2 separate regions of the Homo sapiens genome follow, and region 1 is linked to region 2. A link is a contact called in ENCODE Hi-C or POLR2A ChIA-PET data. All regions are on one chromosome and are shown on one strand. Each heading gives the region's core, a stretch centred on a gene start or an enhancer-like site at or near the end of the contact. The rest is flanking DNA. Distances are from core to core; before and after follow the strand shown.

What was found. A loop is a pair of places that touch in the nucleus more often than their neighbours do. ChIA-PET counts read pairs that join two places held with the same protein, here RNA polymerase II (POLR2A). Pooled maps may share reads with other maps.
Region 1: a map of IMR-90 shows a loop between it and region 2 (1.8-fold over the local background). The contact joins two enhancer-like sites. A Hi-C loop is called at or near these places in 6 of 168 maps with a recorded cell type or tissue (IMR-90, ascending aorta, heart right ventricle and 3 more) and 2 of 50 pooled maps. POLR2A ChIA-PET finds 5 or more read pairs at or near these places in 5 of 52 experiments (B cell, MCF 10A, Panc1 and 2 more).

The regions. Positions count from the first base shown.
Region 1 is chr7:140,303,221-140,310,319 of GRCh38, forward strand. The region is part of intron 1 of LOC124901758 (a long non-coding RNA gene); the gene reads right to left. Among named protein-coding and RNA genes, the nearest start is that of SLC37A3, 92 kb to the right of the region's middle. Within about 2 kb of position 1,256, at least 3 of the 41 ENCODE cell types and tissues checked have a DNase peak (open chromatin) inside an H3K27ac peak, as active enhancers do.
Region 2 is chr7:140,197,209-140,204,826 of GRCh38, forward strand. No RefSeq gene overlaps it. Among named protein-coding and RNA genes, the nearest start is that of KDM7A-DT, 24 kb to the left of the region's middle. Within about 2 kb of position 3,148, at least 3 of the 41 ENCODE cell types and tissues checked have a DNase peak (open chromatin) inside an H3K27ac peak, as active enhancers do.

The DNA of each region.
Region 1 (7,099 bases), core at 6-2,505, 100 kb after region 2:
GTAAAAGTGCAACACCTCTTAATAGCGTCGCCCTCTGATCTCTTCAGGTGAAGGTCATTTCATTTAAAATAGCAAGGTCCTGAATCACGTCCATCAATTTTCATATAACCTCAATCTGGGTCCTTTTGTATTTGGCTGGCTTGTTTTCTAAATGCTGGAGCTATTCTAACCCTCAGAACGTGTCTGCAGGTCTGGTTATCATAACCAAATGGATGGGAGACGGGAGCATACCAATATATTTGGAACAATTCAACAATCCAATTTTCTCTACCCAGAGAAACAGCTCTGCAGCAGCCCCGAATGGCTACACATGCCAGGTTTGCCTAATTGGACATGGGTGTTAGCCCATCACCTGAGCAAAGGAGGGAAGCAGAACCCTCCCTGCCTGTCATGTTCAGAGCTCATTAGTTCCCACACAATCACATTAGGTTACAGATTTTCTGTGTGCCAGTTCCCCAGCGGTACCCTAGCAACAAGTTGAGCCAACAGTTTTCATTACAAACTGCCTTGGTCAGTATAAAGGAACCATCTTATATTTCTTCCAGAGAGCAAAACATGCTAGACTCTTAAGTGTTCTTAATAATTGGCTTCACTGCAGATGATAGAGGTGGTTTCAGAACTCATCCTCTTCCTAAAATATGTATTTCTCTGTTCTTAGTTCTCTAAAGAAATAGAGCTCCATGGCCTAGCGCAGTGCCTCACGCCTGTAATCTCAGCACTTTGGGAGGCCGACGTGGGTGGATCACCTGAGGTCAGGAGTTCGAGACCAGCCTGACCAATATGGTGAAACCCCGCCTCTACTAAAATTACAAAAAATTAGCTGAGCGTGGTGGCATGCGCCTGTAGTCCCAGCTACTCAGGAGGCTGAGACAGGAGAATCTCTTGAACTCGGGAGGCGGGGAGGTTGCAGTGAGCTGAGATTGCGCCACTGCACTCTAGCCTGGGCGACAGAGCAAGAGTGCATCTCAAAAAAAAAAAAAAAAAAAAAGGAAAAAAGGAAAAAAGAAATAGAGCTCCATGATCAACCTTTGTGACTCCAAGTGTGGCCCACGAACCAACCACCGCAGCATCATTTGGAGATTGCTAGAAATGAAAACATCTCAGCCCCACTCCAGACCATCTGGGCTAGAATCTGCACTTTAACCAGATCTTCAGGTGACTCACACATGCAAATTCAAAAAGTACTCCAGAGAAATCACCCAAAGCCCCACTAGTAGACAGTATCTGCCTTACATCTGTGACCTTCTAGCAAGTAATTCATGATCACTAAATGTGAGCCTCTTTCCTTCTCCCTGTTAAAACCCAGGGCACCACCAGAGAAGCTTAGAGGGAGGAAGGGAAGGAGAAACAGGCCCAGAAGATGAAGAACTTGGAGAGAGAAGGAGTAATGAAGATGGAGGAGTGAAAAATGAAAGGGCTTGGGGTGGCCTTCAGAGCCTCCCCATAAGGGGTTTTAGGCCTTCAGGGTGTTCTCCGTAGTCACACACTGCCTCCTAGAGTTACTTGGTTAATAGTCTCTAAATAGGACTCACTTTTTAACTTTGATGACTTTTGAAAAGAAATGCATGTCTCAGGTTTTATGTGCATGTTATAATTTTTCTTTTTGAGACAGGGTGTCACTCTGTTGCCCAAGCTGGAGTGCAGTGGCACTATCTCAGCTCATGGCAACCTCTGCCCCCCAGGCTCAAGCCATCCTCCCACCTCAGCCTCCCAAGTAGCTGGGACTACAGGCGTATGCCACTACACCTGGCTAATTTTTGTGTTTTTGTAGAGCCAGAATTTTGCCATGTCACCTAGGCTGGTCTTGAACTCCTGGGCTCAAGTGATCTGCCCACTTCGCCCTCCCAAAGTGCTGAGATTACAGGTATGAGCCACCATGCCCAGCCATATTTTTTTCTAATACACATTAAAATAGATTCGTGGCTATTAACATTTTGTGAAGTGTTGTTTGTAACCACTGCAGACGATCCCTGGGGACACCTGATCTGGAAGAATGATAGTCCAAGTGGTGCAGGAAGTCCCCTGAGAGCTGGCACAAAATCTACAGGGCTGGTTCTATATCCTCTTTTGTGTGTGTGTGTGTGTGTGTGTGTGTGTGTGTGTGTGTGTGTGTGTGACGGAGTCTCGCTCTGTCACCAAGGCTGGAGTGCAATGGCGCAATCTCAGCTCACCGCAACCTCCGCCTCCCGGATTCAAGCAATCTTCCTGCCTCAGCCTCCCAAGTAGCTGGGATTACAGCCATCCACCACTATGCCCAGCTAATTTTTGTATTTTTAGTAGAGACAGGGTCTCACCATGTTGGCCAGGCTGGTCTTGAACTCCTGATCTCAGGTGATCCCACCTGTCTTGGCCTCCCAAAGTGCTGGGATTACAAGCATGAGCCACCATGCCCGGCTTTTTTTCTTTTTTCTTTTTGAGACAGAGTCTTGCTCTGTCACCCAGGCTGGAGTGCAGTGACATGATCACAGCTCACTGCAGCCTGGACCTCCTATCCTCCCTCCCGAGTAGCTAGGACCACAGGTATGCACCACCATGCCTGGTCAATTATTTTTTTATTTTTTTTATTTTTTTAGTAGAGATAGAGTCTCATTATGTTGGCCAGGCTGGTCTCGAACTCCTGGGCTCAAGTGATCCTCCCACCTTGGTCTCCCAAAGTGTTGAGACTACAGGCATGAGCCACTGAACTGGGCTGAGGTTCGTACTATTTTCTCATGTGTCTAAACTGCATTGCAGGACACAAGGGTGTGGTATAATAGTTGTTATTCAGCCAAGTTAAAGCAGCAGTCCACTGCAGATCAGGAGGACCACTCACATAGAACCTGCTTAAGGGTAGTGGCAAGAACTTGGAATAATGATTGCAGATTAGGCCAAGCACAGTGGCTTATACCTGTAATCCTGGCACTTTGGGAGGCTGAGGCAGGCAGACCACTTGAGGTCAGGAGTTTGAGATCAGCCTGGCCAACATGGTGAAACCCCGTCTCTACTAAAAATGCAAAAATTAGTCGGGCATGGTGGCAGGTGCCTGTAGTCCCAGCCACTCAGGGGGCTGAGGCAGGAGAATTGGTTGAACCCACAAAGCAGAGGCTGCAGTGGGCCGAGATGATGCCACTGCACTCCAGCCTGGGTGACAGAGTGAGACTCCATCTCAACAACAAAAAAAAGATTGTAGATTAACAAGCAAATGTTTGCTTAATACTGTAAGTTAACATAAGGCACATGGGTTAGGTTGGCTAGAGTCCTGACTACAGCAGCCATCCAAGACCATCATCTGGGTTCAGAGCATGGATCTAAAAGAAGCAAGAAGCCCTCATCTGGATGTCGGTTGGCCTGAAGGAGCCTGGGGGCCTCTGATCTCCTGCAAGTCACGGCCACGCTTTCCTTCACTTAGCAGCTGGCCTCCACAGAGATGTCAGCAATTCGTAGGAACGGTTGTTCCCTTTATCCTTTGAGAAAAGGGACATGCAAAATAAGCCAAACATTTTCTAGTGTGAACAGACTGAGGTGCTACTTTTAAAAAGAAACAGGGAGCAACCGAAAAGTCCAATGGAAAACAGAAAATAACCAAGAGGTCAGAAACTAACACCAGAGAAGAAAGTAGCAATGATTTAAATGTGCGCATTAACAGTTCACAGGAATGGAACAGAGTTTCCATACGCTGAAAGGTGAGTCTCTTTTCCATCTCCACCGAGAGCACAACTTCAAAGGAACAGACTCAAATTGTCGGAAGGGCTAAAAAGAACAACTTTGACTTGTTAGGGATATCAGACTCTGATCCAAACTAACAAAGGAAATAATGTGCTCGCCTTGGAAAATCTTTTTTTTTAAATGGATAGCTTAAAAAAAAAAAGTGCGCCTGGCTGTATTGTGGGCTAGGGGCGGGTTCTGGCTGGACATTAGGGGTAGAGTCTCTGGTGTCTTTCAATCGGTTATAAAAAGCTCCTAGGCCCTCAGTCCAGTCTTTTCTAGAAGTACAATTAATTATATTGCATTAAATATTGCCTGCGGTAAGTGGGCCATCAATGAAGCTGAGTCTTTCTGTTATTTCTGTTTCCGTGCTTTGAAGACAAGTGTCCTCTCACAGAGCTCTTTGTAAACAGACTTTCTGCCAATTGAATAGAGTAGATTAATTGCACTATAGGAGGAGGGAGAACTTGCAATGTAAAGTGATTCTATGGTACGCTTTACTGTAAAAATGAGAGTCTATTGTAAATGTGGGTTTTTGAAAAGCAAAATGGAAGAGCCCAGGCCAGGTAAAAGAATGAATTCCCATCGCACATAGGATAGAGAAGCAGGGCAGCCGGCAGGTGCCGCATGCACATAAAGCTGTTAGCACCATGCCTAGCCCTGAGGACTCAAGCAACCCATGGAAGCTCCTGAAATACTATCAGCCTGTTTGGATACTGTTATCCTCCTATTCTCCCACGTCTACATAAGCACCAGCAATGACGGAGGATTAAGATTTCATCTAGTGCTCATCAATCTCTTAAATCTCTGTTCAGGAACTGACAGTGGTTCAAATCCCAGCTCTCAGCCGGGCACGGTGGCTCATGCCTGTCATCCGAGCACTTTGGGAGGCCGAGGCGGGTGGATCCCTTGAGGCCAGGAGTTTGAGACTAGCCTGGCCAACATGGTGAAACCCTGTCTCTACTAAAAATACAAAAATTAGCTGGGTGCGGTGGTGGGCACCTGTAATCCCAGCCACTCAGGAGGCTGAGGCAGGAGAATCACTTGAACCCAGGAGGCAGAGGTTGCAGTGGGCCAAGATCATGCCATTGCACTCCAGCCTGGTCGACAAAAGCAAAACTCCGTCTCAAAAAAACAAAAAAACAAAACAAAACAAAACAAAAAAAACCCGCCCTCCTCTCTCTCCACTTAGGTCAAGCCAACCTTCTCCCTAACCTCTGCAAAACTTCAGCTCCTCCCTGCTCTTGCCTTTTTCCGCACTCCTGGGAGCAAAGAGATGAAAACAGATGGTTGCAAATGACTCCTATGGACTGGAGCTGAAATGTAGGTTGAAGGTAACAGTGGAGAGAGTACAGGCAAACAAAGCCCAAAGTCCAGCTCCTTCTCCTCAGCTTTCTGCTCCCTCCAACTTTCCTCTGGAAAGTTCTCAACAGTAAACAGCTCACACAGTTCGGGAAGTTTGAGGGGCTTGCACTTTTTCCATGAAACTCTTCAAACAATCATATGAAAATATATTGCAATTATTAGACATCTGGTTTACCCAAATAATATTATATACAAGTACCATTTAATACAGAAGTCGGATTTTACTGCTTTTGGTGAAAGGCCAGAGTGAGATTAAAGAGCAAAGAACAGCACAATGTAACCTGAAGTTAGAGTCAGAGTGAATAACATTGCAAAGGAACTTTCAAAGGAGGAATTATTTCTGGGTCAATTTAACTGTAGAGTCTAAAATAACTTTAGCCGCCAGCTCAGAAGATAAAGTCTAAACGGACATGTCTGTGTCAAAGAGTAAGAAACTAGCTTTTTCTGAAACATTTCTTTCTTTCTTTTTTTTTTCTGAGACGGAGTCTTGCTCTGTCACCCAGGCTGGAGTGCAGTGGCACGATGTCGGCTCACTGCAACCTCCGCCTCCTGGGTTCAAGCAATTCTCTGCCTCAGCCTCCCGAGTAGCTGGCATTACAGGCACCTGCCACCACGCCCGGCTAGTTTTTGTATTTTTAGTAGAGACGGGGTTTCACCATCTTGGCCAGGCTGGTCTTGGACTCCTGACCTCGTGATCCACCAGCCTTGGCCTCCCAAAGTGCTAGGATTACAGGCGTGAGCCACTGCACCTGGCCTGAAACATTTCTCAAGTGAATACACATTAGAATTATCCCCCAAACCTTTCTAGTGAAAAGGGTTGATCGATTGGAAGGGTCTAGATGTGTCACTCCTCAGTCCAAACTGCTGAGTGGGAAATGGGTTCCAGAAAAGGCTTGTCTCCGTTTGGAAAACATAAAGTTGGCCAGCGAATGATGCATTAAGGTCAAGTCTAATCACTGTAAATGTTGTGTCCTCTGCAGCCCGCCTATGAGGCAGCTGGGGCTTCAGCTCTCTGAATTTACAGTCTAAGAATCTGTCTCTGCTTATCCTGCCTTCTGCCCTTTTGTAGGTTAAATGTGTCCCCCAAAAAGATATATTGACTCTTAACCCCAACTACCTGTAAAGGTGACCTTATTTGGAAATAGGATCTTTGCAGATATAATCAAGTTTAAACGAGGTCATACTTAATTAGAGTGGGCCCTACTCCACTATGACTGGGGTCCTTATAAGATCAGGAAACAGAGACAGAGATACACACAACACAGAGGGAAGACAATGTGAAGAGATCTAGGGAGAATGTCCCGTGATGACGGAGGCAGAGATTGAAGCGGTGCATCTACAAGCAACAGACCACCCAGGATTGTTGGTGACACCAGAAGCTGGAAGAGGCGAGGAAGGATTCCCCACTGGAGTCTTCAGAAGGAGGCCAGCCCAACAGAGACCTTGACTGCAGACCTCTAGCCTCCAGAACTGTGACAGAAGAAATCACTGTTTTTTGTTGGCCGCAGCGGCTCATGTCTATAATCCCAGCACTTTGGGAGGCTGAGGCAGTGGATCACCTGAGGTCAGGAGTTCAAGACTAGCCTGGCCAACATGGTGAAACCCCGTCTCTACTAAATATACAAAAATTAGCCAGGCATGTTGGCACACACCTGTAATCCCAGCTGCTTGGGAGGTTGAGGCAGGAGAATCACTTGAACCCAGGAGGCAGAGATTGCAGTGAGCCAACATCATGCCACTGCACTCCAGCCTGAGCAACAGAGCAAGACTTGGTCTCCAAAAAAAAAAAAAGGAAAAGAAATTGCTGTTGTTTTAAGCTCCCCAGGTTGTGGTCACTTTTACACAGCCCTAGCAAAGTCACACATCCCCAGATGGCTTTGTCCTCTCCTCTCCTTCCGGTAATCCCTCCCTGCCCTCGTCCACAGAAATGCAGGTTCACAGAAACACAGGTGTGTCAGTCCACAGCCACAGACCTCCACACACAGCTCCCCAAATGCACACACACACACACACAAATACACATTTTATGTGTAACTACGGAACTGCAGAT
Region 2 (7,618 bases), core at 1,898-4,397:
CACATACTGAGAGAGGAAGCCGGAAAGAGTGGGTGGGGAGGTGCCAGGCTCTTTTTAAACAACCAGCTCTTGTAGGTACTAATAGAGCAAGAACTCACTCACTCCCCCATCCAGAGAGGGCGTTAATCTATTCCTGAGGGATCCGCCCCAGTAACCTAAACCCCTCCAAACAGGCTCCACCTCCAACACTGGCAGTCAAATTTCAACATGACGTTTGGAGGGGACGATCATCCAAACCATAGTGATAACTAAGACACCACTGACAAAATTTAAAAAATAATCTGCGCTGGAATTAGAAAAATGGTTTAATGTATAGGGCATTTGTAATTCTATACATCAGAATTAATTATCAAGCAAAATCTTGATGGGCAAGAACTTCCATTTGATTAGGCACCGACGAGAATCAAACCCTCTGTGTACACATGTCCATACCTGATGCTTGAAAGGACTTCCCACAGGTGAGCTTCTGGCTCTGTACATTTAAAAACTTGCTCCTGCTTCATTGTTCACATACTTCATTTCTAATGACTCATTACTAGCTCTAATTACAAACTCTTGCCCTCCACTTTCATGTCATGGGTGAATCCCACAGTGGGCAGGAGGGGTCCTGGCTTACAGAGGTGTGCCAGAGTTGGCTCGTTCTAGCTCATGAGGGCCCATTGTTAGCTTTTCAGAAATTTTGGGAGGCAGTTGTTAAACATAGCCATTATTAATTAAATTTTGTAAACTTAAAATTAAATAATACTAAAAATGAAGATAACAAATACTCAAAACTCATCTCTTCCCAGTTATTTCACTACATTTTACTGTCACTGTGCTTTTGGGGTTATTTACATTCTATGGGATTCATGTTGTGAAATACTATATACCCTGGTGTGCTGCTCTTCCCAACTTCATATTCAGTGGCCACGGACAGCTTGGAATAGGCCACAGTGGAAGTACTTACACCATGGAAATTAGCAAACACTATAGATCTGGTTGTGAAACATTTACTAGTGTACCACTGCCTCATAGTCATTCCTGCTCCAGGACAGCTAGCCATAACATAACTATACACAGATTTAACAACAATCTATATAAATACATTCCACAAAACCCAAACAAAATGAAACCCAACTCGAATTTCCTTAGCTGGATGCCCACAGTGCCTATGGTCACTTGTTCAGTGCTAAGAGGAGGATAAATGTGATGGAGAGTGAGTCAGACTGGAAGGAGAGGGCCATCTTAGCCAATGGCGGTTAAGCTGCCTTTTAAATGAGATTATGTAACCTCGTTGCTGGGACCCCTCCTAGAACACTGGAAGAAGCCCCAGCAAGTGAGAGGCCCTGAAACCTAAGCTTCATTAGCTTGGTGGTACCTCTGCCTCTGCTCTAGAACTCTCTGGCTGTTTCCACTGCCCCTCAATGACTCCTACCTGGGGTTGAACCCAAGGGTTGGGGGAAAAGTGGGGTGGGTGGCTTCTCTATGCTCACTCTGGCAGGCTCAATAAACCAATAAACGTACAGAGCAAGGACCTTGCATTTTCTCTTCCAGGCTTCTTATTGGAAAAGAATTACACCCTTGGGCTCGTCTTTCTTTTTTTCTTTTTCTTTTTTTCTTTTTTTGAAATAGAGTCTCGCTCTGTCGCCTAGGCTAGAGTGCAGCGGTGCGATCTTGGCTCACTTCAGCCTCTGCCTCCTGAGTTCAAGCGTTTCTCTTGCTTCAGCCTCATGAGTAGCTGGGATTACAGGTGTGCGCCACCACACCCAGCTACTTTTGTATTTTTAGTAGAGACAGGGTTTCACCATGTTGGCCAGGCTGTTCTCGAACTCCTGACCTCAAGTGACCAACCTGCCTCGGCCTCCCAAACTGCTGAGATGACAGGTGTGAGTCACTGTGCCTGGCCTGATAAGAACTATTTTCTAAACATGACCACAATACCATTATCAACTAAAACCTATCAGAAAAGAATTATACCCTTAGGCTCATCTTTTTTTTTTTTGAAGTGGAGTCTCACTCTGTCACCCAGGCTGGAGTGCAGTGGTGCGATCTCGGCTCACTGCAGCCTCCATCTACTGGGTTCAAGTGATTCTCATGCCTCAGTCTCCTGAGTAGCTGGGACTACAGGCCTGTGCCACCATGCCCGACTGATTTTTTGTGTTTATATTAATAATAGAGATGGGGTTTTGCCATTTTGCCTAGGCTGGTGTCCAACTCCTAACCTCAAGTGCTCCACCCACCTCAGCCTTCCAAAGTGCCGGGATTACAGGTGTGAGACACCATATCTGGCCTCATCTTTCTTTTTCCTATGTGCCCTGTCCTTCTCAGAGACATTAAGCCCCAGTCTCTTGTCCTAGCACTAATAGCAAACAAACACAAAAACAACCCAAAAAAACTGCTGGAAAAGAATCCTTGCTGACTTATCAAAAAGGAAAATACAGCTGTATCTCAAAAATGATCATTCAGCTACAGAATTATTCCATAGGGGTTCACATAGAATAAGGGTCAGGACTGGAACCCAGGTTTGGAAGCTGCAGGGAGGCAGATTTAAGCTGGAAAACTAGAATGAGGATATTCATTCACACACCAGATAAAGTTTTGAATTAGATGACTTTCGAGTCTCCACCTTATCCCACGTTCTCTAATATTTTCACTGTTAGGATGGCAAACACACCACCAGCTTTAACACATCTTTTATTTTAACAATGTAAAAATAAATTATCATTCAAAATATACTTCATAACTTGGAGCTATTGCTAAGTAATTTTCCTTTAAAATTTTATCTGGAAAATATCTGATATGATTGAAAGACAAAACAAAAACAAAAATTCCCTAAGCTCCAAGATTTAAAATTTGAGAAAAATGTTCCAGGTCTCAGTATGAAATGATCCAAAATAGGCAATATAATTTTCACATCTCTTGGAAAAAATACTGAGTCATATTGCCCACCCACATCCTACAAAAATAACAGAAATCCAATGATTCAAGCAAGATACACTCTGTCATTGTCTGAAGCAAACATTTGAGTCATTCTGGAAAATTAGGAGCAAACCCTTGTCAGTGACAAAAGTTTTTAATTCCACGTCCCAAGGAAAATTTTGCAATGACAAGTTCTTTCCAGCCCCAGACATGCCTTTTCCTTGCACCCTGGAAGACCTTAGGGCTGGATACCGCCCTCTCTCCCGAGAACAACAAACATCACGTGTGGAGCAGGCTGCGCTGAATGGGTGACGTCATTCATTCACGCAGAGCACAGCCATACATCCAGCGAGCAGTGCTTAGGACTCCATCAACAGTCCTAGGGTGAGGCCAGCAGGCGGGAAAGGCTTCCTAGAGACCCTCACAGCCCATAGGACCAATGGAGGCCCTTCCTCATCCACTCTGAGCGCCTTGTCCTGCAGTCTTGTCTTTTCTGTTCTCAGAAGCAAGAGCCTAACCCTCTACCTGTGATTTTACAACTCCCTCCCTCTCTATCTCATATCCCTTTTCCTTGCTTGTGTTCCTTTTATCTCCTGCTCCCCATGAACTCCTTTTTTTTTTTTTTTTTTTTTTGAGACAGGGTCTTGCTCTGTTGCCCAGGCTGAGGACTACAGGCATGCACCACCATGCCCTGCTAATTAAAAAACCAATTTTGGCCGGGTGCAATGGCTCACGCTTATAATCCCAACACTTTGGGAGGCTGAGGTGGGCAGTTCACTGGAGGTCAGGAGTTCGAGACCAGCCTGGCCAATATGGTGAAACCCCATCTCTACCAGAAATACAAAAATTAGCCGGGCATGGTGGCAGACACCCGTAATCTCAGCTACTCAGGAGGCTGAGGCATGATAATTGCTTGAACGCAGGAGGTAGAAGTTGCAGTGAGCCATGATGGTGCCATTGCACTCCAGCCTGGGTGACAGAGTGAGACTCTGTCTCAAAAAAAAAAAAAAAAAAACTTTTTTTTTTTTAGAGACAGGGGTCTGGCTATGTCGCCCAGGGTGGTCTTGAACTCCTGGCCTCAAGTGATCCTCCCGTCTCTGCCTCCCAACATGCTGGGATGACAGGCGTGAACCAATGATTCTGGCCAGACTCCTGTCTGCCTCTTCCTACAAGCTCAGGATTCCCGGTGCATTGCCCAGCAGAGTGTCCAATGGCAGTAACAGCTAGATAAATGTTTGCCCTGGAGAAAATGACAACCAAAACTAAATAAATTCTAAATAAGCTGTCTCTGAGCCTATTACTCCTAAAGGAACAGACCTAGCCTCCCCATTTCTTCCCTGGAGGAATTTTGGTGCTTCCAGTTTTCTCATTCTCCTTCACTCTCTAATCCTTTACCGCTAGGGACATCACTGAGATGGCTCCCCAAATGGCACCAATGGCCTCCTGGGGCCTTGTGCCTGGCTTCCTTCAGCTTCCTCTCTGCAGCACTGGACAGCGACAGCAACCCATTCATTCTCTTTGAGAATTCTTCTTCACGTGAGGAGGCACCCCTGGTTTCCCTTGTAATTCCACCAGCTAATGTCTGCTCGGCCCTTTCACTGCATTGTCTTCCCCTTTGTTGCATCTTTCCCGATTCCTTTTTATTTCCGCTTTCTCAACACTGAAGACCTCCTCCTCTACCCTCAAAGCCTCTACTTGGTGCTGCTGATGACGCCCAAATCCCCCACTTCCCAGCTCCATTCCCACTGCCCCCAGAGCTTTGCTCTCAGCCCCTCAAACTCTTCCTGCCAGCCTCAGAGTCTTCATCTTTGCCCCTAACTGAGGCTGCTCCACTTCCTTAATCCCGTGGCAAGCATCTCTCGTCTTCTAGTCACAGGGCATCAACCTTCCGTCTTTTCTGACTCTTATGTAGGCCTTGCTGACCTGGGCAACACCCTCATCCCAGTCATATGCAGAAGATGAATTCTTTCTTTAAAATTGCTTTATCATCCATCCCCTTTCTCCCATCCCTTGCACTCCTCTAGCTCTGGCCTTCCCTGCCTTTCACCTGGATTCTTGCAGTCCCCACCCCCCAGCATTGTTTCCCGAATTTAAGCCTTTCCCTCCTCCAATTGGGCTCAAAGAACTCTCCCAAAGCACCTCACAGATCTGCTGTGCCCTACCCATGACACTTCAGTGGGACCCCATCCTCCCAGAATAAAATTTACTTCCTAAGCCTAGTATTCAATCTCCCCCAGCAGAAGCAGCGACAACAACAAAAACAACAAAAAATTATAAATAAATCCGGCTCACACCTATTTGATCAGCAGCATTGGAAGCAGAATATAGTGCCTAAGAGCTTGGGCTTGAACTCTAGAGCCAGACTGCACTCTCTAGTAGTGTGTTTTTGAGCAAATTATCTAACTTCTCTGGGCCTCAGTTTCCTTAGCTGCAAAATGAGGCTGAACAATAACATTGCTGAGGATAGGCAAGCATATGTAGATAAAGCAGTTAGAGCAATGCCTGGCATATTGTAATTGCTCAATAAATGGTGGCTAGCATTATTTTTCAACCTGCTCTCCCACTGCTGCCAGACATGAATCTCTTCACCTACTAGTCCAATTGACTTGCTCTGGGTTTCTCCCTTTCTGTGCTTTGCCTATGTGAATCTGTCCATAGGAAATGCCCACACTGCTCCCCATCTCTGTTGATTGAAAGCCCTTAAGGTCAAACTCAAATGCTAGCTTCTCCGTGAAGCCCTATTTAACTTCTCTTTAGCTGGAAGAGTTAGTGAGGCTTCTTTCCTAGTGCTTCTCTTCTTATGCTTATTATTATGGGTAATTGTTGGGAGCAGGCCCCCCAAAATCTGGCCATAAACTGGCCCCAAAACTGGCCATAAACAAAATCTCTGCAGCACTGTAACATGTTCATAATGGCCCTAACGCCCACGCTGGAAGGTTGTGGGTTTACGGGAATGAGGGCAAGGAACACCCGGCCCCACCAGGGCGGGAAAACCCCTTAAAGGCATTCTTAAGCCACAAACAATAGCATGGGCAATCTGTGCCTTAAGGAAATGCTCCTGCTGCAGTTAACTAGCCCAACCTATTCCTTTAATTGGGCCCATCTCTTTGTTTCTCATAAGGGATACTTATAGTTAATTTAATATCTATAGAAACAATGCTAATGACTGGCTTGCTGTTAATAAATATGTGGGTAAATCTCTGTTCGGGGCTTTCAGCTCTGAAGGCTGTGAGACCCCTGATTTCCCACTTCACACCTCTGTCTTTCTGTGTGTGTGTCTTTAATTCCTCTAGCACTGCTGGGTTAGGGTCTCCCTGACTGAGCTGGTCTCGGCAGGTAATGTGTCTGTCTGTGCTACTGTATTGTTTTTGGCCCTTAAGGACAGAAAATCCTAATTAATTTTTCTATTCCTACATAATCATTTCATCCCAGACGTCATGTTTTTCATCTCTGAAAATTCAATTTGGGTCATTTTTATAGCTTCCATGTTTATCTTTATCAAGCTCATATTCTTCTCTATGGTCTTGAACACTGGGAGTATAATAGCTGTTTTAATATTCTTGTCTACAAATTATATCATCTGTGTCATTTCTGAGTCTGTTTCTATTGATTGATTTTTCTCCTCATTATGGGCCATCTTTTCCTGCTTTTTCACTTACCTGGTAATTTTTGCCTGGATGCTAGACACTGTCAGTTTTACCTTCTTGGGTGCTGGAGTTTTTGTGTTTCTTTAAATATTTTTGCACTTTGCTATGAGATGCAATTAAATTACTCAGAAAGAGTTTGATCTTTTCTAGGCTGGATTTGAAGCTTTGTTCAAGGGGTTCAGGGCAGCTGTTATCTCAGCTGGACCTGACTTGGTCCCTGTGCTGAGATAATACCTTTTTGAGAACTCTACTCAGAGGCCTGTATTTCTACTCTGGTTGGCAAGAGCAGAAACTATTCCCAGCGCTATGTGGGCTGTGGTGGTTGTTCCTGCTGTTCTTTTTGAGTAATTCTTTTCCCAGCCCCTGGTTGTTTCCTCATAAACAATCACCGATTAATACTCAGATGAAGAACTCATGAGGAGCCCTCTACAGATCTTCAGTTTTCTTTCTCTTTCTCTATATGTGTGTGTGCATGACATTTTCTCCTCTCCATTACTCCACCCTGCAAATTCCAGCCACCTTGGCTTTCCCAAACCCTGAAGTATTCTTCCTCAACTCAAGGACACCAGTGGGCTCTATTTGGGTTCCTCCTCCCTGTACTAAGAACCAAAAACTCTCTCCAGGTAGTAATCCCTGGAGATTGCATGCTTCCCCTCATATGTTTCCATTTTTTCAGTTTTCATGGTCCTGCATTGCCTGTTGTACAATGTCTGAAAACAGTTCTTTCATATATTTTATCTGGTTTTTAAATCGTTTTAGGTGGGAGGGAAAATCTGGTCCCTGCTTCTCAGTTATGGCTAGAAGCAGAAGTATATCTATACATAATACTATGAAACATGCTTTGTTCATCTAAGTGATCAATAATACTATAAAATAGCATTTTAGCTGGGTGTGGTGGTGCACACCTACAGTCCCAGCTACTTGGGAGGCTGAGGCAGGAGGATCACCTGAGCCCAGGAGTTTGAGGCTTCATTGAGCCAGGATCACATTACTACACTCCAGCCTGGGTGACAGAGCAAGAACCTGTCTCAAAAAATAAAATAAAATAACATTTTTATTTCTAATTTTAAAAT